Linked DNA regions of Homo sapiens: regions 2, 3, 4 and 5 are each linked to region 1. The links are chromatin loops, found by intact Hi-C in ENCODE. Cell type or tissue: dorsolateral prefrontal cortex. All regions are shown on one strand.

Region 1 (5,000 bases):
AACAGAAGAAAATGGTCAGTGTTTTGTGCCACTATATTTTGGGGTGGTTTCTTGCACAACAATGGTAGTTGCAGGCAGAAAGGGAACTGGCTAGGCTGTGGCTGTGTGGCAGGGACAGGGAGCTAACTGGCTGGTGGGATGGAGCCTCAATTGCTCGGGCAAGGGGTGAGTTTTACCCCTGTTGTCAGGTTAGGGGCAGAGGAGGTTGAGGAGGTTGAATGGAGGTTGATGCTAGGAAACCAGGGAGGGGTTGCGGGGACATTTGGGGAGGAGGCTTGAAAATGACACCTAGTTCTGGCCTGGGGGTTACTCCAAGGGCAACATCAGGGAGGTCCTGGTGGGAGCAACAAGAGGTGGGGAGGGCTTTGGAGTCTTACAGGGTATGCTTAGTTCCCAGCACTTTCAATACCCAGCTCTCTCTGAGCCTTGGTTTGCTGGCCTGGAAAAGAGGGGTACAAATCCCCCGCTAAATGCAAGGTGAATGTGACTTCCTTTGATCACGTTTTTCTCCTTTATTTCTTATTGTCTTAACAAGCGCCCCCGCCCCCGACATTGCACGTAGACAACTGCTGATAAACGTGTCCAAGAGCAAGGTTTTTTTGCGCCATTTTATAGACACAGAAAATGAAGCTGAGAGGGGCTGGGGAGTGCCCACGGCCTTAGAGGACTCCAGCCTTCAGTGTGCACTTTTCCTGTTCCTCCCCTGGACTGAGGCAGCAGGAGGGGAGGGCAGGCCAGTGCCCCAGCAGGCCCGGGTGTGGCCCCCAGCGCTGGCTGGATTAAGCATTCCTCCCCAGCCCTGCCCCGGTCCCAGCCTCACAACTGCTTTCGCTCTGGAGTCCTAGACAAATTGTAGCCTGGAGAGCGGCTGTGGGGAGCTTACAAATGTGGCTGGCCCAGCCCTCCCCGCCTTCCTCCCACTCCACATGTCTGCCTCTGAGCCCTGGGGTCAGAATAGCCACTAAGGAGCTCTCACCAGGGCTCCACACACACTTGGGACTCCTGGGGTTCTTGCCAAATGGGTACCCCCGCCCCCAAGCCCTAGGAGCCTTGGATCTGCTGCCTGGACCCCAGCTCCCCTCCTCCTGCCGCCCTCCTCAGCATCTGGTTCCTCCTCAGAATGCAATGCTGTTGCCCCTGGCAACCGAGCTCCAGGCCAGATCCTGGTCCTCCTTCCTCCTCCTTCCCTTCTTTTTCTCCTCCTTCTTCTGCTTCCATATTCCCATCCTTCCTGCCCTCCCCCAGTCTGCCGAGACAGTGCCTGGGGCTGGAAGACTCCCCCCAAATCCGATGCCAGCTAGGCCAGCCAGCCAAGTCCCCTGGCCTTTCTGGTTGCTCGTTGGCTGATGATGACAGTCAGTACTCCCTGCCTGCCCATGGGACTGACTACTGCAGTCTTGGGCACCCCAGCGATGTCCCAGAAGACTCTGAGGCAGGGCTCTCAGGGTACCCCAGGCAAAGAGCCAGGGACTGTAGAGAGACAAGAGACAGCAGCTGAAGAAAATTTCTCCCCATTAGAGCTGTTTGAGGTGGTGAGCTCCCCAAAGCCAAAGGCATGCAAGGAGAGGCCTTTCCAGTGATGATGGTGCTGGCACTGGCATGGCACAGGGCAGTGAGGGGCTGTCTTGGAAGGAAGGTCGATGTGGGCTCGGCCTATGTCTATCCTGGCTGTCTCCTTTTCCCCAACCCCTGAATTCCCAGAACCTTTAGGAACACTTGCTCCCCAACCCCTGCCCTCCCAAGGACTCGTCATTTTTCATCTGGGCTCTAGAGAGGAGGACAGCACTAAGAGGTGGTCCCGGGTCCAGCGACATCAAGCACCATAGGGCAGGTCCAACGCCCAGCACAGCTGTTTAGAGTGGACAGAAACGGGCTCAGCAGGGCAGGCCACATGAACCCTAGCCGCCCTCACGCATCCCTTCCAGAGCCTCCGCTCACACTCCTGGATCCCCCTCCATATCCTAGGCTCCTGTCACCTTCCTGCTCTCCTGCAGGGCCTGTGGGCCAGCCATGCCCAATTCACGACTCATTCAACCGACTCCCACTCCTTCGTGCCCTGCACCAGTTCCTCCCTGTCAGGAATACACTTCTCCACCTTTCATTCTGAGTCAGCTCAGAGGCCCCCTCCTTCAGGAGGCTTCCCTGGACTGCCTGGGCTGTGCCCACTGCCCCGCGGGGCTCCCCACCCCGGGCTTGCCTCCTAGAGCTCTCTCACCCACGGCCTGGTCACCATCTGCACACGGTTTTCCCGAGTGCATCATAAGGACCTTGAGGCAGTGACTCTGTGCCCCACATTTGCTAACAAATACTAATGAGAACATCAGCACAGCCCTGCCTCTCTCTGGGCCTCAGTTTCCCCCATCTGAGGCCCCATGTCTGGGCCTTGGCTTCCCCCAGGATCCCCTTTTGGCTGAGAAGGGTGGCCACGCCCGGGCTGTCAGAACAAGACAGAGGCCAGTCCGGGCAGCTCTGCCCTCCTCATCTCCGGGGGCGTCCCCTCCAGGTTTCAGGAATGAGCCTCAGGAACTGGGGTGTGGGGGCCCGGACGGGGAGGTCCTGGCACTCCCCGAAGCTTTGGTTCTCGTCTGCCAAATGAGGACACTTATCGGGGCTACCCACCCCTCCGGCTGCCGTGAGGCCTTGGAGATGGCAGCCAGACCGGACTTTCCCATCGGATCCGCCAGAACCCAGGCTTCCCAAGGCAGCAGCTCCCGCGCAGCCGCCGCCCGCTTCTGGCAAGCCCAGCCCACGGGCTCAGGGGTCCCTGGGGCTCTGCTGCCCTCCAGTGGCCGGAGGCCCCTGGGCACTTAGAACCCGTGAGCTCCGGATTAATTCCATGGGCTTCCGTCTCCACCTAGGACGGACAGAAATGGTAGCAGGGACTTGTTGAGGTCACTCAGCAAGCCAGGCGCGGTACATGGACCAGGACCTGGGGCTCCAGGGCCCCAGCACTTCCATGCCCAGGGAGGGCTTGTCCTCTCGCAGGAGACCAGCCAGGAGAGGGAGCTGTTCCCCACCTGCCCACGTGTCTCACCTGGGACACCCTCTGTGCTGTAGCCCTTCCCTGCTGGCCACTCTCAATGCTGGCCTAGACTGCCCCCCGCCCGGAGAAGTGTTTCTAGTGCCTGCCCAGGGGTCATCCCCAATACGTGGGCCAATGTTGGGGGCTTGGAGGGGTGGCTTAACCCCTTTCCTCCTTGATTAATCAAATACTTAAAATAATGGCTGAGGTCATGATTGATGGACAGAGCATAGCTAATTACCCTGGAGATTAAAACGACTGTTTCTGTTTAAAAAGGCTGCAAATGAGTTAATTATTTCCTTTGCTCACCTCTCTAACCTCGTTACACTTCTAAATGAATAGCAATATTGATCTTGGAACTGATTTTGGTGTTACACCGCCCGAGCGGGTTTAATTAGGGTTTGAAAATGCTGCAGTGCCTCCTCCTTCTGACCGAGGAAATTAGACTTGGGTTTTACTTACATTTCACAGCCGTGTCCTCCACACAGATAGAAGGGCTGGAACATGGCGCAGTGGTGCCTGTCATCCCCTGCCCTGCCCTGCCCTGGCTCCCAGCTCCACTCCCATCCAGAGCAGCACAGACTGACCCTTGCTTCTCACCTCTCAGGAAGACGTGGCAGGAAGGCCAGTGGGGTCAGCTTGTTTAGCCTTGTCTGGTCACAGATTGGGCTCGGAGGCTCGGATATGATAGGACAGAGCCTAGCATCACTTGACGAGGTGGGGGCAGGCCTAGGACCTGAACTATCACAGACTCCCAACTCTGGACCTTGACGGCTCCCTGACTGAGTTAATATTTCCTCTCTGTCCCTCCTCACTTCTCCAGATGCCTACGGAGCCTCCTGGTGCTCTACCCCACCTCCAGCTCCCTCCTGCCTCTCCTCTCCTTCTTAGAGCTCCATGAAGAAAGGCCCCAGCTCGATGAAGGTGGGGAATGAGAGGGGGAGCAGGGCCCAGGATACCAGCACCCCTGCCCTGGATCTGCAGCTGACATCTAGGTGACCATGCCCTGTATCTGGGCCTCCCTACTCTGAATCTGACAGTCTGTCTATATCACTCCCTCCCACCTCCCCCAGCCAGAATTTTCAAGAGCAAGTAGCATCTCTGGGAGCCAGAGCCAGAAGGGTAGGGTAGTGAGAGTGAGCAGGACAGGCTTGGGCCAAGGATATAGGACTGAGTGGGTCTGCTCCTTCTTATTCCAAATAAAACCTTCCCTTGACCCTGGCTCTCCTCTGCCATGGCCAGATCTGTCCCAGTCTCACTTCTTTTTTTAATTTTTCCAGAGACAGAGTCTCCCTCTGTTACCCAGGCTGGAGTACGGTGACAGGATCACAGCTCACTGCAGCCTTGAACTGCTGGGCTTAAGTGATCCTCCCACCTCAGCCTCCCCAGTAGCTAGGACCACAGATGTGCACCACCATGCCCGGTTATTTTTTAAAAATTTTTGGAGAGATGGGGTCTTGCTGTGTTGCCCAGGCTGATCACAAACTCCTGGCCTCAGGTGATCTTCCTTCCCACCTTGGCCCCAGTCCCAATTACTGAGAGTTGTGTACATTCACTGCCCCCGTCTCTGACTTCCTCCCCACGCCTCTGCCCTCTGTTTTTTATGTCTCCCAGATAAAACGATTCTTACTGAGGTCACCAGCAACCTCTAAGTTGCTGAACAAAGTGAGCGCTCTGTTCAGGGGGTCTGGGCATGGATCTACCTGACAGCTTCTCTCCTTCCTGCAGTGGCACTGGCTCCTGGGTTTCCTCCTCCCTGCTCCCTCTTGGGACTGGGTGCTCCCCTCCCATCCCTGAAGAATCTCAGGGTTTGGCTTAAGCCCTCTTCTCTTTCTTCTCACTTGACGCGCCCTCCCCTGGTGAGCCCACCTCTCTCGTGGTTGGAAAGTGATCTATCCCAAATTACTATCTTAGCTCAGCCCTCTCCCTTGAGTGCATGTAGGTCCAGCCAGGGAGTGACATGGTTAGACTTACACTT
Region 2 (5,000 bases), 420 kb before region 1:
TGGTCTGGAGTCTGCTCCACAGCCCTGTTAACTGAGGGTCATTCTCTGCTCTCCCTCCTCAGCAGAGGCACACTGCCACATTACAAATATCAAAGGCTCCCAGGAACATGCACTCTCTGTAGTGTTTACACTGCATGTTTATTACAATAATACAGAAAAGCAAAACTTAAAAAAGCAATTTCTAGTCATTTTTATTTAAAAAGAAAAATGTACACATTCTTAGGAAGATTCAGATAGGACCCAGTTCTGAGAAGCAGCACATTCTGATTTCCATTCAAATAGATTAAAAAAAAAAAAAGATCAAAGACAAGGGAGTCTCAGCGGAGAAAAGCATCTCTCTCTCTCTTTCTCTTATTCTCTAGTTTATCATATTTACTACAGTTAAAGAAGCCTGATATCAGTGATCAGTGCCATGGAAATCAATCAATCTATCTATCTATCTATCTATCTATCTATCTATCTATCTATCTATCTATCTATACCTCAGCACAAGTTCCTTCAAGTCTTCTACTACCTATCTAATTCAGTTTGAGGATATACTAAGTATTTCTTTTTTAAGCAAACTTCTGGTCTTGAACAGACATCCCCAGCCTGAGTTCAAGTTCAAACATATATCTTTCAGAAAATATTATCTCTGGAAAGCTCTCGAAGTCTTAGTATATGCAGTATAATATATAATCCTATATGCTCATCAATCATAACATTTGTTATTTTTGTAACTGCACTGTTGGCAATATTTCACATTTAAGTGTTACCAGGTATTTAAAAATTCTATACTAGTCATTGTTTAGTTGTATAGGAGTTGGATCCAGCACATGGCACCATTATCCCCATTGCCAGTTAAATTTGCTCAATATTATATTGTCTTCTGGAATGAAAGCTCAAGGGTCTCAACTCTTCATACCACTAAATTTGGCTGAATCAGATTGGATGGTTAAACTCTAGCTGTTACATTATAAAAAATGACACTCTCCAAGGGCTTGGGAGGCCTGGGATTTAGCTTTGCTACTAGCTGTATAACCTTGAGCATTTCACTAATTTCTCTGGGTCTCAGTCTCCCTATTAAAGGAGACAATATGAAGAACACTGAAATCTACTTCACAGGGCAGTTGTGAGGATTAATTGGGATCAAGTATATAGCGTACATCTGTAAACTACAAAGTTGTACAAATGCAACACTGATAATGACTAAAGCAGTTAACAACTTGCAAATGTCAAACTAATGCAATCTTAGAGAATCCTAATTTTTTGAAACAATGAGCAAAACAGAAAAATAGATCTTTATTTTGAGTCCCGACAGCCACCTGCCACAGCAGTGAGGCTCTCTGATCACAAATTTGATAGAGGACAGACAAAAAGAAACTGCTAACATTCAATACCTCCAAGCCAGGGTCAGCCCTGACAAACAAGTTAACACCAGCAGTATGTTAGAATCCAAGACAGGGCAACCTAAAGCTATGAGAGAGAATTGTTTGGCCAAGTCTAGTTTTTAACTATGTCAAGTCAGGCTGAAAAAAAAAACTGTGACCTTGTAGTTTAATATTAGAAGCAGAGAAGGTATTCTAATTGTGACTCGTATTTTAATTGTGATATTCTAATTATATCTAGACATTCACACAGACACACACATTTTTATAAGGTCCTCCAGAGCTTTGTGAGTAGACAAGAATGTGGATACTACAATAAGAATTTATGTTTAGCTTCACAGATCTACTTGAGATAAAGGATCAAAGTGATTTACGAAGAAGAAATGATAAATTGTTTCACGATTTTGGATGCTCTAAAGGAAAATGGTCTCCCTAGATAGATAACCTGAGTGGGCAGCACTTCCTTATCTCTTCATTTTATAATACATAGACAGGTTGAAGAATAATGAGTCACTCTAGCTTTAAGAGCAAAGGCAAAAGGGAGAAGACTAGAGTGTAAAAGAGGAGGGAAAAAGAGTGATTTTACTTGGTTCATAACCCTGAAAACAGTTACAACCCAAACACAGACCAATGGAGATTTCCATAATAGGATTTTGCTTGATGGGTATCTCATAAATCTTTATTATGGAGCCTGCAATGATGTTAATTTAGGTAGGAGTATTATATTATTCTAGGTACCACATTGTAGCCATTTTTCAAATATTAATAACTCCTTTAGTTAAAAAAAAAACCTCAAAATGACCTGACTTCAGATAACAAATTTCTAGTTCAAAAGTTATTTCAGAAAACAAACCAATTTTTCAGAACAAATGGATAGGGTTCTTCCTGTCAAATTTTTTCCTTCTGCCCTTACCCAGTATTTTCTCTACCAGGGATTAAAGTAACTTCTTCTTGGCTCTCATTATCTTTCTTGAAAAGAATTCACATTCCTTCTTTATAAAGAGTAGCTGGCATCTCAAGAGTAGCAGGAGGAATCTCAAGAAAGATTCTACTTGTTCATGCCAGCTACTCTTTAATCTATAAATGATTACTTCAGGACTCCTCCTAGGACCCCCAAAATTTAAAAATAGGAATAAAAATAAACTAGAACTGGAATGGTCCTACATCTTCATTAAACATTCCCTTTTCTAATAGGGGAAAAATCACCTCATATTTGCCTTGGCTATGTTTGGGAAAATCTACTTAAAATGCTGTGAATTTGGCAGATTCTGTGCTGTCTATATTTTCTGAAAGGCAAGAAAAAATGCTATGAGAGCCTGAGCCACAGTGACACTAGAGGGAGCTGCAATATCAATATCCAGGAGTCATTTACTTATAAACTGTGCAGCAGGAGAACAAAACCAGGCTGCTGAAGGTTGAATCTTCTTGTAAAATACACCATAGGGCCTCTTTCTGGATAAGCTTTTGCTTCTATGATGCTGGCAATACCAAATGCATGCCAAGGGAACTCCTCGTGTGAAGAGCACAGACAGGAAGAGAAGCCCATCCTGGGCACAGTGACCCTCGCCCACTTGCCAGCTCACAGGAAATGCCCGCTTGAGCTATTCTCCAAAGGAGTCAGAGGAACATCAAAAGGGACAGCCAGTCAGCTGGTATATACATATGCACCAACATGAATAACCTACAGTTGCAAAAACAGAGGCTTGAAGGGAAACTGGCTGCTTGTCTGGGTTAATAAAGATCAGTGAGGACAGAGAAGGGAAAAATATTAATTCATTATCAATTGATCATTCAAACAAGTATCTCATGGCTCCTGAGCACTTCCCATCTGTAAGACACAGCATCCTGAAGCATTCTGACCAGATTCCTAAATACAGAGGGTGGGGACCCTTTAACCACTGATAAATCATCTGTTGGAAAACTGGGGGAGAGGGGAAACAACATATTGTCTTCCAGAATCATAGCCAAATTACCCTCTCCTGAGACCTTCTCAGACTCGGGTCAAAGAACCCAACATTTACAATCTTAGCAGGGAAACAGAGCTTGAAAATGATTCATCATGCACAACCTGAAAAGTTTAATTCCAAACATACATTTCAGTTCAGGGGCTCATTTTCCATGTTGCTCATGACAACTGCCCTGCATACCTTTAAGGCAAATTTGTCATTAAAAAGCATTTATGTTTGTAATAACTTCAACCTAGAGAGCTAACTTCTAAAAAGTAGACCATCAGGGGCTTTGACTGTAAAGTCCCATTAAAAATAGCTGGGGAGAAGATAGTGCTGTCTAACACTACTGAACCTTTCAGAATGATCACAAAGCCTGGGACCTGTGAGAGGACATACCTCTTGATGCTCTCTCAACAACAGATACTCTGTTTAAGGCAACTAAGTCAGAGGGATAGGGGGAAAGGTGGACCTGTGCAAAACTGGATGATATGACTATGGAATTAATCTGTCGTTGAATGGCATGGTGTTACTCATTCTTCTTCATTGACCCTTTTTCCCAAAGGTTCCGTGAAGTGCTGGTGTTTGGAGTGCCTGCTCTCCATCCTAGTTTTTCATTGACAAACTCTCTTCCGCAAGCTTGCTCATAGCTTCAACCATGTCATATACACTACTGACTTCCGTGTCTACATTTGTAACGCACCCTTGTCTTTGGGCTTTAGGCTCATCTATACAATGACCTACTTGATTTCTTCCCATATATGTCCTAACCCATAGATTACTTAAACTCAACATAACCAAACCTGAACTCTCCGTCCCACCAAACTCACTGCTTTCCCAGTACTCCCTCTCTTGATGAATGGCTTTGTTACCTGGATGAGAAACCAAATTCACTTTGGATTTCTCCTGCATCTTCACTCCCTATGGCTAATTAATTATCAACTCTCATTGACTTTTCTTCTAAATAACTTTCAAATTATCCTCTTTTCTCCATCTCTATTGCTACCTTCATCACTTGCCTGGACAACCACAAAAGCTTTCCAACTGGTCTGCCTGCCTCTAATGTGATCCCCTCGAATACATCTTCCACATGGCTACAGAGCCATTAAAAAACAACAGCTGGTATTTCCTCCTTATTTAAATTTCCTAGCGGCTCCGCTTTATCCTCATAGGAGAAAGTCCTGGCCTTGCCTCCCTTTCCAGTCCTACTTCCCACCTGTGTTCCATTTGCTCTTACTATATTGAGCTATCTGCAGCCGGCCACCCACTCTACCCTCCAGGTGTTCTCTCAGTTTGGGGCTCCTTGTCACCCCTCATCTGCCTGAGGGATTCCTACTTCTTTTAAAGCCCTTCTCAGGCATTACTTTATCAGAGAGAGGAAGTGCTAAATACCCTAAACCCCCTTTCTGTGTTACTTCTATATCTTGTACATATCTCTATTATTGCAGTTATCACATTTTTTATCTTTAAAAAATTTTTGTTTTTTATAATTTTTTTCAATTTTATTTTAGATTCAGGGGGTACATGTGCAGGTTTGCTACCTGGGTATATCTCATGATGCTGAGGTTTGAGGTACAACTGATCCCATCACCCAGGTACTGAACACAGTACCCAACAGTTTTGCAACCCTTGTCCCCTTTCCTCCCTCCTCTGACATTTTTTTGTCTATCTTACAAGCAGATACTTG
Region 3 (5,000 bases), 600 kb before region 1:
TGGAACCAATTTCTCACAAATATGGAGGGAGGAGTGCATAACAAATTTACTATTGTAACCATTTTAAAGTGTACCATTCAGTAGTGTTAAGTACATTCACAGTGTTGTGCAGCTAATCCCCAGAACTCTTTTCATCTTGGAAAGCTGAAACTCTGTACCTGTTAAACAACACCCCATTCCCTCCTTGGTAAATGCTTTCTAAGTGTGCTATTTATTTAGAATCATATTGGCCGCTTGAACTCTGTAAGCCACCACTAACTCTAAGTTGGTTAATTCTCTGCTAATAACTACAGCATCAATGTGGAGGTTTGGGGCTCCATCCTCAGAGCCAGTCTGCTTAGCTTCACATTTAGCTCCAGCACTTCACGGTTGTGTAACTTTGGGCAAGTTATTAAACTTTCATGTGCCTCAGTTTCCTCATCTCCAAAAATGAGGATAATAATTCCCATTCAGGCCAGGTGTGGTGGCTCACACCTGTAATCTCAGCACTTTGGGAAGCCAAGGTGGGAGAATCACTTGAGCCCAGAGTTCGAGAACAACTGGGCAATGTGGCAAGACCCCGTCCCTATGGATACATTTTCCTCTTAAAAATTAAATCCTAACTAATCTAAAGCTGTCTAGTTAACAAATGCCCAAACAAAATTTAAAAATTAGATGGGCATGATGGTCCGTCCTGTGATCCCAGCTATTTGGGAGGCTGAGGCAGGAAGATTGCTCGAGCCCAGGCAGTCAAGGCTGCGGTGAGCCATATTTATGCCACTACACTGCAGCCTGGGCAACAGAGAGACCTCATTTCTAAAAATAAATAAATAAATAAATAAATAAATAAATAAATAAATAAATAAAAATTTCCTCTTTAGGATTATAATAGTGTGGATAAATATTAATAAATGGTAGCAGTTGGAGGGGCAAGCAGTTCTGTTTTGATTTAAAAGAATATTGAAGAAAGCATTTACAGTTCACATAAATTTATATTTAATCAACTTTTTAAAACTTTATGCATTTGTTAACTATCAGCTTTAGATTAGTTAGGATTTTATTTTTTAAGGGGAAAATGTATCTTTTGTTTTCTTTTTATTTGGGTCTTCATTCTACAGTGGACTAAAGTGAGTAAAAATCAGTCTTTTTACTGCTTGTAAATACTAAAGGAAAAACAAGTAGTGATAATGAGATTTGGGATCATCTGTCTATTAAGTATCCCCATTTACTATAGGAATTAACTTATCTTAAACCAATGTAACTTATCTAAAACCAAAGCATGGTGTGGTGTGGTTTCCCTTCCTAGGAACAACAGAGAAGTTAAATACAGTATTTTAAAATCTTGCTGGAATTAGATTCTAATTATGTTTTCTATTTTTATTTTTTGTTACTCAAAAGACTTAATTACTATCCCATTAAAAAATAAGAAGTGCATGTTCCTGTATTCTTAGAAGGGGGTGATGTAATAGATGGTGCTGAGAAGAAAATCTTCACTTTGAAGAGATACATGACTCATAAATTGTTTATGAACAGTTCTTTTAAAAGGTGTCTGGTTCTAATTCTGTGTTCTCCACCAGCTACTTAGAATGTGTTGATTATAACACTCTGCTTTTAAAGGATGAATTAGATGAATCTTAACAGCCTAAAGGAATAGATTGATCCCGAAAATGAACACTTCAATGGGAGTCCTTTTGGTTATTTTTTTTTTTGACAGCCTAGGAATATGTCTCTATCTTCATGAAGTTCTAATCATATGTTTTTAGAATTTGCTATAAGTAACTTCCTGTGTGTATGTGTAGTCCCAGCTGCTCAGGAGGCTGAAGTAGGAGGATTGCTTGAGCCCAGGAATTTGAGGCCAGTCTGGACAACATAGTGAAACCTTGTCCCTTTAAAAAAAAAAAATAACGTCCTAAAAATTGATGTGGAGTGTAAAGATGAACCCAGAAACCATATGCATTATTTTTCTAAATAAAAAATAACGGATGAGGAATGAATCAATCTCAAAGTTATAGACTAAACACTATACCATAAATAAAATAATCATAAAAAGTAATTGGATATGTGAATAAAATAAAGTTTTCTATAAGAAAGTCTGTTATAACTGACGAAAGTCAGCTTAATATCTGAACTTCACCTTTTTTTTTTTTTTTTTTTTGAGAGGGAGTGTCGCTCTGTCACCCAGGCTGGAGTGCAGTGGTGCAATCTCGGCTCACTGCAGTCTTAGCCTCCCAGATTCAAGCAATTCTCCTGCCTCAGCCTCCTGAGTAGCTGGGACTATAGGCACGTGCCACCATACCTGGCTGATTTTTGTTTTTGTTTTTGTTTTTTTTAGTAGAGACTGAGTTTCACCACGTTGGTCAGGCTGGTCTCAAACTCCTGACCTCAAGTGATCCACCTGCCTTGGCCTCCCAAAGTGCTGAGATTACATGCGTGAACCACCATGCCCAGTCTGAATTTTATCTTATATTTAATAAGTTTTCATATAGGGAATAAAGATAACCCTTTCAGGCTGTGAAATGCCTGAAGAAGCATTTCTTTATAATATAAAGAACAGTTATGGTCAACACAGGATAATTAAAGTTTGGGGATCTATCTGGCAAAAGTTCAAGTGTTCTTTGTTTTTGTTTTTGTTTTTGTTTTGAGACGGAGTCTTGCTCTGTCACCCACGCTGGAGTGCAGTGGGGCAATCTTGGCTCACTGCAACCTCTTCCTCCCAGGTTCAAGCAATCGTCCTGCCTCAGCCTCCCAAGTAGCTGGGACTACAGGCGTGTGCCACTATGCCCAGCTAATTTTTTAGTAGAGATGGGGTTTCACCATGTTGGCCAGGCTGGTCACGAACTCCTGACCTCAGGTGATCTGCCCACCTCGGCCTCCCAAAGTGCTGGGATTACAGGCGTGACTGCTGAATGTGCATGTATAAGCAGTATTTATTTATGTAAGATATAACCTTGCATGTGGCTAATCAGAATTTTTAATGCCTAGTCATTTGTTCTAGTATCACACATTATATATTTCCTCATGTAGAATCATTAGTCTACCAAAAGATGGCAGTTTTGTTCCTCACAAGTTTCTGTTGTAATCTAAAAATAAATGATTATGGTAGCTTTTTTATTACTGTACCTAACACTTTTTACCCTCTACTAGAATACAAAGTTTTTATATACAAGAAAAAAAAAGAGTGTTGAAGTTTTATGAAACTGACCATCTTTTTTGTTATTTTTTTAGGAATTTGCCATTTGTAAAAAACAGTCTTTCTGTTTTTGGCTTCTTCGATTTAATGTGAGCTATTCTTATTTTGTGTTCTTCAAATGGCCGTGAAATGTGAACCAGAAAAAGCTACCCCCTTCACTTTTTTTTTTTTTAAAGAAATCTCAGCTTGTTGAAAGAGATCCTTTCTTTCCATAGGCAAATTTGGCCAAATTTAGCTCTTCTCCTGAAACATGGACCTTTTTGCTCCAAAGTGAAGGGTTCTTTCATAAGGAAATCAAAGCACTTGGTATTTTGAATAATGGTTTATTCAAAAAGAACTTGATTGACTCAGCAAAGTACCTCAAATTCTTGTTTGTCTGCTTTTACCATGTTAAACCTGAACATAAAATGCAAATTATTTGGTCTAGTTATTTAAAATTTTGAAACATTAAGTTAAAAGCTATTTGGAAACAAGTTATTATTTTTTCTTTTCTGTCATGATTGGGTGAATATAACTGGCTTGTAGAGTCTGATGTTAATAAAACAAATTCTTTGGGGAAAGAGGTGAGCCTCTCCGCTGTAAATCAGTAATTGTAAAAGAACTAGTGTTTAGGTAAATGACTGCTACCTGACCTCTATTATTCTAGAAGACTGAAGAGGGTATTTTTATTCAGTAGTGAAACACTTAAAAGCTTCTAAAATATTTGAAATTGTGCTTTAAAAAAATGCACAGTTTAATACATATCAGTTTATAGGAAGGAAAGCTATTCCCAGAAATTCTCAAAACAGAAATTATGCAGGATTAGCAGTATAGCATTATTGGCTCCCAAGGCTCTTGGTTACAGAATTACCATTGAAAATTTTATCAAAAGCAGCCTTGTCCCTGATAGCTGCCGAATCATTTTTAAAAAGGGGGGTGGATGGGAAGATGGGAGAGAAAGTAGAAAAGGATATGTGTTTATTAAACCTTAACATGGGATCCATTTAAACTTTTGATGTTATTTATATCTGAATATACAGAATTAACACTATAAAGAGCCTGCTAAGACTAGACTTCCAGGCTGAGCACGGTGACTCATGCCTGTAGTCCCAGCATTTTGGGAGGCTGAGGCAGGTGGATAGCCTGAGCTCAGGAGTTTGAGACCAGCCTGGGCAACATAGTGAAACCCCATCTCTATCAAAAATACAAAAAATTAGCTGGGTGTGGTGGCACATGCCTGTGGTCCCCACTACTTGGGAGGCTGGGGTGGGAGGATCACTTGAACCTGGGCGGTGGAGGTTTCAGTAAGCCGAGATTGCACCACTGTACTCCAACCTGGATGACGGAGTGAGACCTCATCTCCCCACCCCCCAAAAAAGAAAAGATTTCCAAATATTAGGTACATATACTAATATTATGAGATTCTCAACATAAGAAGACTGTTTTTCTGAAACAATAATGTATTTTTGAAAAGTCACTTAGAGGACCAGAAACATTTTTTAAAAGCCCTACCAAGATTTAATACATGGTATAAAGTTATTGATTTTTGGGCATTCAAAAAAGTATTGAGATTAATTATTAAAGTAGACAGTATAGTACTGTAGAAAGAATAGGGAGGATCCAAGTTCAGTAGTTTTGTTTGTTTTTTGAGTCAGGGTCTTGCTATGGTGTGAAGGCTGGCCTTGAACTTCTGGGCTCATGCAGTCTTCCCAAGTTGCTGGAACTACAGGCGTGCGCCACTATGCCATGCTCAGTATTTTTTAGCTGTATTTCTGACTTTTATCAAATCATTCAATCTGCTTTTCTATCAATAATAGTATATAACACTAAATACTTAAGGTTTATTAATGGT
Region 4 (5,000 bases), 280 kb after region 1:
CCCGCGGGCGGCCCGGCTCCCGCACCCTGCCTGGCCGGGCCGCGGCCGCGCTCCCAGCCCGAACCTGGGCCCAGGTGCCGACTCGGGCTTCTCGCACTCCCGCGGGAAGCGCCGGCCCCCTCCGCGGCGCCGCCGCCCTTCTCCCCCCCTTCCAGTCCGGCCTCTCCGGCGCCTCCCTGCCTTGTCCCACCTGCCCAGCCCGGTCCTCGTTCTCCCCGCTGCTCTCCGTCTGTCTCGCCGCCGCCCTCTCCCGCGCCCCTTCCTCCCCACCGCCCTGCGCTGCCTCTCACATTCTCCGCATTACAGCGGGTGCCGCCCGCCGCTCGCGGGGCCCAGGGTTCGAGCGCGCAGTGGGCGGCGAGGGGACCCGCCACGCCCGGCCCCGCCGCCCCCTCCGCTCTCCGCGGCTCCGCGGCTGCTAGCTCCGGCCTGGCGCTAGGGTGGCGACGTCCCGCGCTAGCCTCGGCTGCCGCTGACAGCTCTCATCTCGCCCGGGCTTAAAGGGATAGCGCACCCGGCTCGACCGGCCCCACCCGGGGGCCCCGGGGAAGGGACCTCGCTGCGCGGGAACAGTCCGGGGCGGTGGCACAGCCGGGGCCGTGCGGGCGACGCCCTCTCCGCCGCCGTGGAGCCCGGCCCTCGGGGCTGGAGGTGAGTCAAGGAGAAGGACGGTCAGACCACGCCATCCAGGGGGCGCTCAGCGGCCAAGCCTCTGGGCCGACAATGGGTGTGCGGCGGTGTAGGCTGAGCGCCCTGGACTGCGTGGCGGGGGATGGGGGTCAGTGAAGCTGCCGTCTGAGTCTGAACTCCAGGTGAAGACACCTGTCATGCTGGGAGGACAGGGCTCACGGGCTGGCGTCCCGCTCCTGCTGTGTGACCTTGGGCAAATGCCGACCCCTCTCTGCACCTCAGTTTACCCCCTTTGGGAAGGGCATGGCTTCCATCATTTCTGAGCCCATGCCCAGCTCTGATATGGTGTTAGGTCCCCATAGAAGGGGGAGTCCCAAGGTAGTCCCTCAGCCCCCAGAGTCCCACCTCCTTGCCTGTGAGAGCTGAGGCCACCGCTGAGACTGCAATCCTTGCCACCCCGGACACTCACCAGGACTGGTCTGCCTCCTCCTTCCAACTGCCTCATCAGGGAAACCAGGGAACGAGGTAAAGTTGAGTCAGTACAGGGACCTACCGTTTGCAGAGCTCCCTCACATCCAAGATCTCCCTGGACCCTCATGACACCCCTGGGAAGTAAAGTGCACCCCTACGCTCCCGGTCAGCCTGATCCTGGACAAGTCTAGCACGTGAGCATTTCGTCTTCAGGGCCCCCTCCCCACCCTTACTCCCACCCAGGCTGTCCCTTGCTCTCCAGAGGGATGCATTTTGCCCATTGTTCAGGAAGTTTCTGTCATATGCCCCATCCTGTGCTAGGTCCTGGAGACACAGATGATTTAGACACATTCCTACCTTCAGAAAATAAGAATAAGGGAGGTATGATAGAGCTGTGGTGGGTGGAGGAGGTCCTGGAGGAGGTGACATTGAAGCCAGATAGTGAAGGATGAGTAAGAATTGGCCAGGCAGAAAGGAACACGAAGGGTATCCCATGCCAAAAGAAGAGCATGTGCAAAGACCTGGAAGTGGGAAATGGAGTGATGGGTGTTTTGGAGGGAAGAGAAGCTATAAATCCTTGATTTGAGGAGTTTCGACTTTGTTCTGGGGCAGCAGCAGAGCTGCCACTTGGCAAATCTAGGCAGCAGCCCCCACCCCCACCTTTCAGCCGTCACAGAGGTATGGCTAAGGGCTTCCCAAACCCAGCAGCTTTTGCCAGAGGCCACCCCCTCTTCTGTTTCTCCCCTCTAAGCCCAGACCCACTTCTGCACCCATATCTACAGCCAGACGCAGCACAGCCTCCCCCTGCTGTCCGGAGCTGGAAGTAGGAGAAGCCCAGGCTGCGCTGTGGCTGTGATGTGAGTCCAGGAAGGGCCAGGCTCCTGTACCCACCCATCATGAAGGTGCCCTGTGAAGACCCTAGACTTTGGTATCAGGCAGATCCAGTATCAGTTCCAGCCTCAGTGTCCTCCTTGGTACAATGGGAATAAAAATACATTGCCAGTAACATGACTGGCAAAGAATCCACGAGGGACGATGCTCAGGAATGGCTCAGCACACAGCGGGCATGCGGCAAATGGCCTTTTCTTCCCCGTGTCCGAGCTTGGCTTTGTGGCCCATCCCAAAGTCCCTGTTGTCTCCCCTCTCCCTCTTTCCCTGACCATTTTCCTTCTACCTCCCTACCAGACTTCCTGGGGGTCTCAAGGGAGATGAGCTCATGGCTGTTGCCTGCTCTGGCTCAGCACGCCTCCTGAGGAGTCTTCCCAGGGCTTCCAGGTGAGCCCTAGGGAAGCCACACAGAGACAAACAGCCTTTCCCCAGAGTCTCTGACATCCTTGCAGAGCAGCAATTTCAGCCTGCATCCCCATCCATTTCCCACCATCCAGTTCTCCCGCTTACTTCTGCTGTCTTGGAAGCCACACAGCCTTTGTGTCCGTGCTTGGGAATTTATGCCCAGCTATGCGGTGCAAACTCAAATAGGTGGCACACTTTCTCTGAGCCTTAACTCCCTCCCTAAGTATGGGAGCAAGCTGATATGCACCACAGGGATGACGAACCTGAGTCTATGTCATTTATTTTCCCCAGCAAGTCCAAGCCTAGGCCCTCTATCCAGGAGTTCTGCACAAAGGCAGTCATGTGCAGAGGCCTCTCTGGGGTCCCCTTGTGTCCTGCCCTTGTGCTGGTGGCCAGAGGCTGTTGCCACGTCTTCCTTCCAGCAGGCTTTACAGAGAGGCATGGCATGAATAATGACCAGGCCCACTCTACGGCCAGAGCAGTAGTAGCTGGGGGCCTGGGGCAGGGACCAGGAACAAGACCAGTTGGACAGCTAGCTCCAGGAGGTAGCTCCTCTACCAGGGGCTGGTGGCTGGCTGCTTTCCACCACAGAGGCTGGGTCAGTGCCCCAATAAATGCCTGCCCAGGGCCGCTCTGCTGTTTCCAGCCATCTTCATGGGCCAGTCATGGAGAACTTTGGCAGTGTTCCAGATCTAATCATCACACCAGGTCCAGCCGAGAGACTGAGAGTGGCCCACATGGAATTCGAGGAGGCAGTGGGCATTTCCCACCCACTTCCTCTGAAACCCCTGGTTTCCTAAGCCAGGCTGAAAAGCAGGTCACCAAGTGTTCAGAGAAATGCCCCACCCAGCTGGGCTGTCTCCTTGCTATCTCTAAACACATCCAATCTCCCCACCTCCACGTCTTTCCCCACCTGTCCCCATCACTTTTGGTTTCCACACGTCTCAAGTCCTTCCATCCCTAAGCAGCTGGCGTCAACCACCCCCTCCCCACCCCGATCTCCCTCTTTACTCTTGGCAGAGTGTGGCCAGGAGATTTTCATTCATTGGCTCACCCTCACACTAATCTTGGTGTTATCATTCCCATTTCAGAGAAGAAAAAAGCAAGGCTCAGGGAGAAGTTCCAGGATTTGAACTGAGAGCCAACATTCTTTATTCTTTCCATGAATATGCATTGTGGGCCTACTTCATGCCACACATTGCGCCAGGCATGGGGAATACGTGGTGGAGACCTCAGAGTCCAGATGAGACAGGGAGAAACCAAACCACCATGCAAACAAATGTAAAATGACAACTGGGACAAATGCTGTGACAAGGTCTGTGGGGACCTGGTCTAGTCTGGACTAGGGAGTCAGGAGAGGCTTCTTGCAGGATGTGACATTCAACGTAGCACCAGAAGGTGGAGTAGACAATGACCCAGAGAAGTGGGGACTCCAGAGAGAGGGAACAACGCTTTCAAAGTCCCCATGGTGAGAGGAAAGAGAAAAAGGCCATGTGGCCAGAGCATGAGGAGAGAGGATTAGAGATGGGGGTGCAGGTGGCATGGGTCAGGACAATAGGTTCTAGTGGGACCAGCAAGGAGTTGGGGTTTTAGCCTAGAGGCTCTGGGCTGGCCCTGGAGGTTCAAAGCAGAGGACAGTGCTGCCACTGTTCCTCCAACTGTCACCTCCCAGCCCACCACTCTGCACCCAGGGACCACTTCCACCCTCTTCTCTGATGCCCAGGCCCTGGCACAAGGTGAGACATCCTGGGGAGTCAGACTGGGCAGCTGAGTGGGCGGCCTCGTGAGGGAGCAGGAGGCCTTGGCCCCGCCTCTTGTCAGATGCTAGCTGGATGCCTCCAGGCAGCACTTGCCCCTCTGTGTCCCCCAGAACTATGAAGAATGGACTGATTGTCTTCTGCCGTCTCTGGTTGATCCTGTAACAAGGGAATGGAGAAGATACAGCATGACTCCAACCAGGCCAGATTCCAGGGCCTTGGCCCTGCAGTGAGCAGAGGGGCTGCCTGAGGCCTGCTGCTGGCCTATGCCTTCCCATCCCTCCTCCACCCTTGAGCCTGCCTCACCTGGCTCTTCCCAAGGAGTGCACTCCAGGAAGCTTTCTTCCTCTCTCCACCCCAGACCTCACCTGCACCCTCACCCATGTCTCCACTATCAGCCTGGCAACTGCATCAGATGACTGGGAGTCCCTGTTGGCCTGTCAGTGCTCAGCTGGACTGTTGAGCCTCTGGTTTTCCAGCTGTAGAAGGGTGTCATTCTGTACTCTTCCTGTCTCCCTGGACAGGAGAGGACGGTGTAAACTGGAATTCTTGTCATAACCATCAGCTACTCTGCCAGAGTGCTCCTTGCTGTCAAGCATCCTCCTGAGACCCTGAAGTCAGCACCACCGTGGGCCACAGACATACCAGCTGACCCCATAAAACCTTCCCTGGAAAGTTGTAGCCAGCTGCATCCCCCGAGTAGGACTGTGTCGCCGTCGTGGGCACCAGTGAGCAGAGACAAGATTATAGTGCCCATTAACAGCTGGAAAACTGAGGCTCCAGACAGAAGGGGCTGGCCCAGGCCACCACAGCAAGCCCTCCTACCTCACCCCATCCTAGACTGCCTGG
Region 5 (5,000 bases), 520 kb before region 1:
ATAAAAATTAGTTGGGCATGGTGACGCGAGCCTGCAGTCCCAGCTACTCAGGAGGCTGAAGCAGGAGAATCACTTGAACCTGGGAGACGGAGGTTGCAGTGAGCCCAGATTGCACCACTGCACTCCAGCCTGGGCTGCAGAGCGAGACTCCATCTTAAAAAAAAAGATAGTGTTAGTATTTGCAGGGGGCTTACCAACATTGCTGACATCACATGTCCAGCCCTGCAGAGACTTTGCCTGACTCTCCTTTCCAGCCTCTGGGCCTTTGCTCCTGCTGTTGCCCTGTTGCTCCCCTGCCCAGTCCCACCCATCCCTCAAGGCCTGCCTGAAATGTCACCTCCCTCAGAAAGCTGTCACCTCCACTCCCCTATTGCTCATCCTGCGTCAGGTAAGGTGCTGGGGGTGCTGCATGCCCCCAGAAGCTGCACAGGGCAGGGGTTTGGGAAACAAAGGAAAACCAAGGCAAGGCCAGCTTCCTGTAGCCCCTCTGTGGTTACCAGTGGGCAGGTACAGCCCCCAAGGGGTGCAAGTTTGAATCCTCACGTCCCTGCCTCACCCCCAGTTGTCACAAACCAAAAATGCTGTGGTTTTCCTGTCAGAGAGATTTTTAAAATTTTTTTCATGGTCTCTCTTCCTCTGAACTCAGAGAGAATGACGACATTGCTGAGGATATTGGCGGGAGAGAGCCAGGCCCTGTTCCTGTCAGATGTCCCCTGACGCTGGCTCATCGTGGGCACAGCCTCAGCACAGGGAGCCGAGAGGGCTACTCCTGTCAGCTGGTGGGCAGGCAGCAGGGACACAGTGGGGTCAGAGCAGGAAACACACTGGAAATCTGGACTGTATTTGAGCACAGAATTTCAGACTGAGCTTCCTGAGAGCCGAGTCAAAAAGGGCAATGGGATGAGTTACACATGAAGGCACTGGTGACAGATGGCAGTAGGCAGAGGCCTGTGCAGGACCCTGTCTTCAACATGCGATGGAGACACAGTAGAGGTGCTCAGGGAGATCTTGACAGTTTCCCTGCACAGACGGTGGGAGGAAGCAGGAATTTCATGGGGCAGAGAATGACTTTATGTGGCCCCCAGATCCTCCCCAAGATCAGAGCTCAAGGCTGTTCACTTTGGGGGTTCTGGGGCAAAGCTGGGCTCCTCCTCTCATCCACAGAGCTGAGGCTGCCTCCTTGAAATTTCATCTGGGGCCAAGAAAGGGAGGAGTGTTCTGGGCCTTGTTGTGTGAGCTGAACTAGGGTGGCCTGATGGTTCCAGCAACGGGGACAGGGGACCTGGGGCAGGAAGGCCTGCAGCCCAGGGGACAGGAAGAGGGGCCTGGAGGGGCCAAAGCCTGCCTGCCCAGGTACCCCAGACAGAGGTAGCACCAGTATCTATGCAGTACCCAAGGCCTAGCCAGGTCATGGGGACAAATGGGAGTTCAAGGTGAGCACAGACCATCACTGTCAAGACTGTCCCAGGGGTGGGACAGAGGCTGAATGTCCACCTGGCAGTGCTGTACGTTCAGGCAGGCTCCCAGCTTTCAGGTGGGGGCTGGGAAAAGGGCCAGCAGCTCCCAGAACCTGCGATTCCTTACAGCACCCCTCAGCCTGAGACCATGAACCGGGGTGGCCCACAGGTGGGTTTGGGGTTGAGAAAATTTAGATTATGAGCCTGGGGACAATGAGGAGGAGAGCCAGGCATTGCCCCTGTCCTCAAGGGCTCATGGTTCAGCTGCGTGACAGACATCCGCTGGGCCAGCCCAAAGTGACATCAGTGCTCAGAAAGGACAAAAGAGGATGCCAGGCAAAGATGCAGCAATGGAGATGGGCACGTGCAAAGGCCCTGAGGCAAGATGGAGCCTGGCACCTGGAAGCAACGGGCGGAGGGGCAGAGAGCAGGGCTGACAGGTGGGAGGTGGAGGTGGTGCGGCAGGGGCTGCAGCGGTGGTGGCAGCTAGCGTAGGACAGTCACGAGATTTAGGAGATAAAATAGAAGGTGGCGGCAAGGAAGGGAGAGGACAGAGCCTGGTGTGACTCCTGGGTTTCTGGTGTGTATAGCTGGTGGACAGTGGTGTCTTTGCCAAGAGGGGAGCCCTGGAAGAGGAGAGGTTTGCAGGGCAGGTGCTGAGTCCGGTTTTGGACACGCTGAATTTGAGGTATCTGTCAGATATGAGACCCAAAAGGTGAGGGCGGGGAAGTGGATGTGCAGGCCCTGAGCTCTGGGAGGGGTCTGGGTATGCTGTGGTCATGAAGGAGGCGGGGCTGGAGGGTGGTGTGCGTAAGGGCTGGGTTGGGGGTGCGGGGACCACGCTGTGCCTGGAGGCCTCTAACTGAATGAGTGGGACTGAGCTGAGGGGTGAACTGACAGGAAGCAGAGGGATTGGAGGTGCCACTGCTGGTGAGGAGTCAGAGAAGAGTCCTGAGCCCCACAAGGGAAGGTGGGGTCACCACACAGCCACCCCTCTCCTTCTTCCTCTCCCTGGTTCCGCCTCTTACCGCAGGGTGGCCACGGGCGCAGCTCCTTCACTCCTCTGACCCTTGGCTTCTCATCTGTGAAATGGGATAATAAAGGCACCTGTGCTGGCAGAGTTGTGAGCAGTTCTGACGTCTGGATGGGCATCAGCAGCGCTTGGGGCCGGGCCCCACCCCGAAGCCTCAGCCTCAGGAGGTCGGGGAGGAGCCTGAGAATCTGTATTTCTAACAGGCTCCGCGGATGCTGATGCCGCTGGTCTGTGGACCTCACTTTGGGATCCACGAGTTTAGGGCGAGGGGCCTGGCCCCCACCGATCTCCCCCAGGCCTGGATCCCCAGGCTCCTGCCAGGCTACTGCTCCTCCTTGGCCTCTGCTTCCCCAGGTGTCTACTGAGAGGAGAAGCCCCCTGAGAAGCCTGCCTGGTGCGCTGCCCCCTCCACCCAGGGCTGTCCGGTGGGCGTCATGAGGCCATATGGCCGCCAGGGGGCAGCCGAGCTGCTCCACAGAGAGGCTGCAGGGAGAGCCAGATAAAATACTGGATGCCCAGGTGAACGTGAATTTCAGATAAACAACAAATACTTTAAAAATAAAAGTCCGTTTTAAATACTACAAGGGGCATACTATACTCAAAAAGTGCTCGTTCATCTGAGATTCACATTGCACTGGGTGTCCTGTTTTTATGTGTTCATTCTGGCAGCCCCCGCCCATCATTCCCTGCCTCCTATGCGCAGTGCTGGGCCCTTCCCTCCCTCCCTCCCTCCCTCCCTCCCTGGCAGACAGTGCCCACCTCTCAACTCCTGCGCCCTGCCCTGCTAGCCTCTCCCACGGCCATCCAACCTCCTCCAAACATCCCCCGGGCCACCTGCTGAGAGCCCATCTGAACACTGTCCCCTCCCCTGTAGCCTCACCCTGGGGCCATTTGGTACCTGCCGAGGAGAGAGGGCTGTGAATGTGGGAGAGGAGTTCAGGGGAGGGAGGGAGGGTCCTGAAGACAATCCCCTCTTCTCTAAGAATGCAGCTAGGAGCACAGATGGTGGGGGCCTTCGGTACCTCCTCCTTCTGCCACATTGCAGAGGGTTGATTGCTTTAATTTGCAGAGAGCTTTGTCTTCCAGAAATCAGTCTGGGGCCCCAGTGGATGGTCACCATCTGGCTAAAGGGTCCCTTGGTTCTAGAGTGACCCAGGGTCTTCCCACCAAAATAAAAGTCCTCCCCACTGCCCACCCCGCCGGGAGGCAGCCTGGACTGTAGGTTCCCGCTGTGCTCTCCTCCTCCTGACCTGGACCCATCTGTTTTGCAGCTCCCTGAGGGCCTCCTTTGACTCCTTGAAGCAGCGTAAGTCCCCTACCCTGGGGCAATGGGATCTTTTGGGACTGCGAGGCTGGTGGAGGGTTTGGGGGGACAGAAGATGAGGTGTTGGGGCTGGGGCTGGGCTGGCCCACACGGGTGAGTTGTGGGTGGCTGAGGCCCATCAGATCTGACACTGGGGACCAGTATCCATGCTCTGCCCCCAGAAATGGAGAATGTGGGCAGCTCACACATCCAGCTGGCCCTGACCCTGCGTGAGGAGCTGCGGAGTCTCGAGGAGTTTCGTGAGAGGCAGAAGGAGCAGAGGAAGAAGGTGAGGCAGGTGCAGGGGGCGGGGGAGCTGCTCCCCCATTGCCAGCCTCTCAGTTGCTGTGGGGGTAGGGGGCTGACCTTCCTGGTAGAGCCAGTGGAGGGCGGCAGGGGTGGTGGTGGGACAGCACTCCAGGCTTTGGGGCTTGAGGGTGATCTGAAGTGGGTAGGGAGGGCAGAGGCCTGGCCGCTGGCACTAAGGCCAACTCTTAGTCCCAGAGCCCCATGGAAGGTCCTTCCTGTCGAGCTGCCTCACGCCTAGGAGGATCCTACTACAGCAGACTCTAGAGGGTCTGTGGCAACTTGGCAGTGTCCAGAGGAGGCAGTCTGAGTTGTGGGGGTCACTGGAAACTGGTCTTGAGTCCAAGGATCAGGGCTGATTGTCCTGGAAAAAGGCAGACTTGCAGCCAGTCACCCCACAGGACTGCCCAAGGCTGAGGGGTCAGACACAGACTGGGGTGGGAGAGTTGTATGGCATTGCTTAGCATCCAAAGGTACTTCTCACCCATATGTAGGGCATGGCTGTCCCGAGACAGAGTGACTGCATGGAAGTGAAGTCCCCATCATGGGAGGTGTGTAAGCAGAGGCTGGCAGATGCTTGTCAGGGAGGCTGCAGGGCTGAAGTTGGATATAGGTTCCCTGGAGGGCAGGCAGGACGCAGACTGGCCTGGAGGCTGGGCTTGGGCCTGTGAGGATGGGGGCTGAGCCTCTCAGGGCCTTAGTGATGAGGGTGGTGCCCTGCACAGGGTGGCAGGGCAGCACACAGATCCGCTTCTTGCCTGGGGAGGAAGGATCGTTGTGAAGTGGCCAAAGAATTGAAAATGAAAAGTCACAACTGAGCCTTGAAGGGGAAGAAGCTGTACCTGAGGCTGGGGCCAGGCTAGGCCTGGGTGTCCTGGCCATACCACTTCCCATCTCTGTG

The links. A loop is a pair of places that touch in the nucleus more often than their neighbours do. Peaks named below come from ENCODE experiments on the same cell type or tissue, not always from the same donor. Only the 100,000 strongest peaks of a DNase experiment are listed, where the experiment ranks them.
Region 2: a loop joins it to region 1, with 8 times the contacts of the local background. A loop is called at or near these places in 89 of 110 quality-filtered maps.
Region 3: a loop joins it to region 1, with 10 times the contacts of the local background. A loop is called at or near these places in 9 of 110 quality-filtered maps.
Region 4: it touches region 1 in a loop (2.6-fold over the local background); 6 of 110 quality-filtered maps call a loop at or near these places.
Region 5: a loop joins it to region 1, with 4 times the contacts of the local background. A loop is called at or near these places in 70 of 110 quality-filtered maps.

What each region holds. Positions count from the first base shown.
Region 1 is chr15:77,540,735-77,545,734 of GRCh38, forward strand. No RefSeq gene overlaps it. Among named protein-coding and RNA genes, the nearest start is that of LINGO1, 90 kb to the right of the region's middle. RefSeq lists an enhancer at 769-1,448 and a silencer at 2,952-3,166. In dorsolateral prefrontal cortex, CTCF peaks have their summits at 2,806 (motif pointing left) and 3,050 (motif pointing right); DNase peaks (open chromatin) are centred at 877, 1,227 and 2,727; H3K4me3 peaks cover 1,564 bases; H3K27ac peaks cover 3,155 bases.
Region 2 is chr15:77,116,276-77,121,275 of GRCh38, forward strand. All of the region lies in intron 9 of PEAK1 (pseudopodium enriched atypical kinase 1), which reads right to left. Among named protein-coding and RNA genes, the nearest start is that of TSPAN3, 48 kb to the left of the region's middle. In dorsolateral prefrontal cortex, CTCF peaks have their summits at 2,694 (motif pointing right) and 2,895; a DNase peak (open chromatin) is centred at 2,726.
Region 3 is chr15:76,938,433-76,943,432 of GRCh38, forward strand. The region is part of intron 3 of RCN2 (reticulocalbin 2); the gene reads left to right. Among named protein-coding and RNA genes, the nearest start is that of RCN2, 9.2 kb to the left of the region's middle. In dorsolateral prefrontal cortex, CTCF peaks have their summits at 3,019 (motif pointing right) and 3,221; no DNase peak of the experiment used is centred here; H3K4me3 peaks cover 885 bases; H3K27ac peaks cover 3,440 bases.
Region 4 is chr15:77,819,744-77,824,743 of GRCh38, forward strand. It overlaps a transcript of LINGO1 not described here. Among named protein-coding and RNA genes, the nearest start is that of LINGO1-AS2, 160 kb to the left of the region's middle. In dorsolateral prefrontal cortex, CTCF peaks have their summits at 661, 1,901 (motif pointing left) and 2,100; DNase peaks (open chromatin) are centred at 490, 687 and 1,928; H3K4me3 peaks cover 1,707 bases; H3K27ac peaks cover 2,361 bases; H3K27me3 peaks cover 691 bases.
Region 5 is chr15:77,021,523-77,026,522 of GRCh38, forward strand. It overlaps PSTPIP1 (proline-serine-threonine phosphatase interacting protein 1), which reads left to right. Exons shown (of 15, transcript NM_003978.5): 4 at 3,762-3,796; 5 at 3,976-4,082. Among named protein-coding and RNA genes, the nearest start is that of PSTPIP1, 29 kb to the left of the region's middle. RefSeq lists an enhancer at 595-644. In dorsolateral prefrontal cortex, CTCF peaks have their summits at 2,942 (motif pointing right) and 3,141; a DNase peak (open chromatin) is centred at 2,919.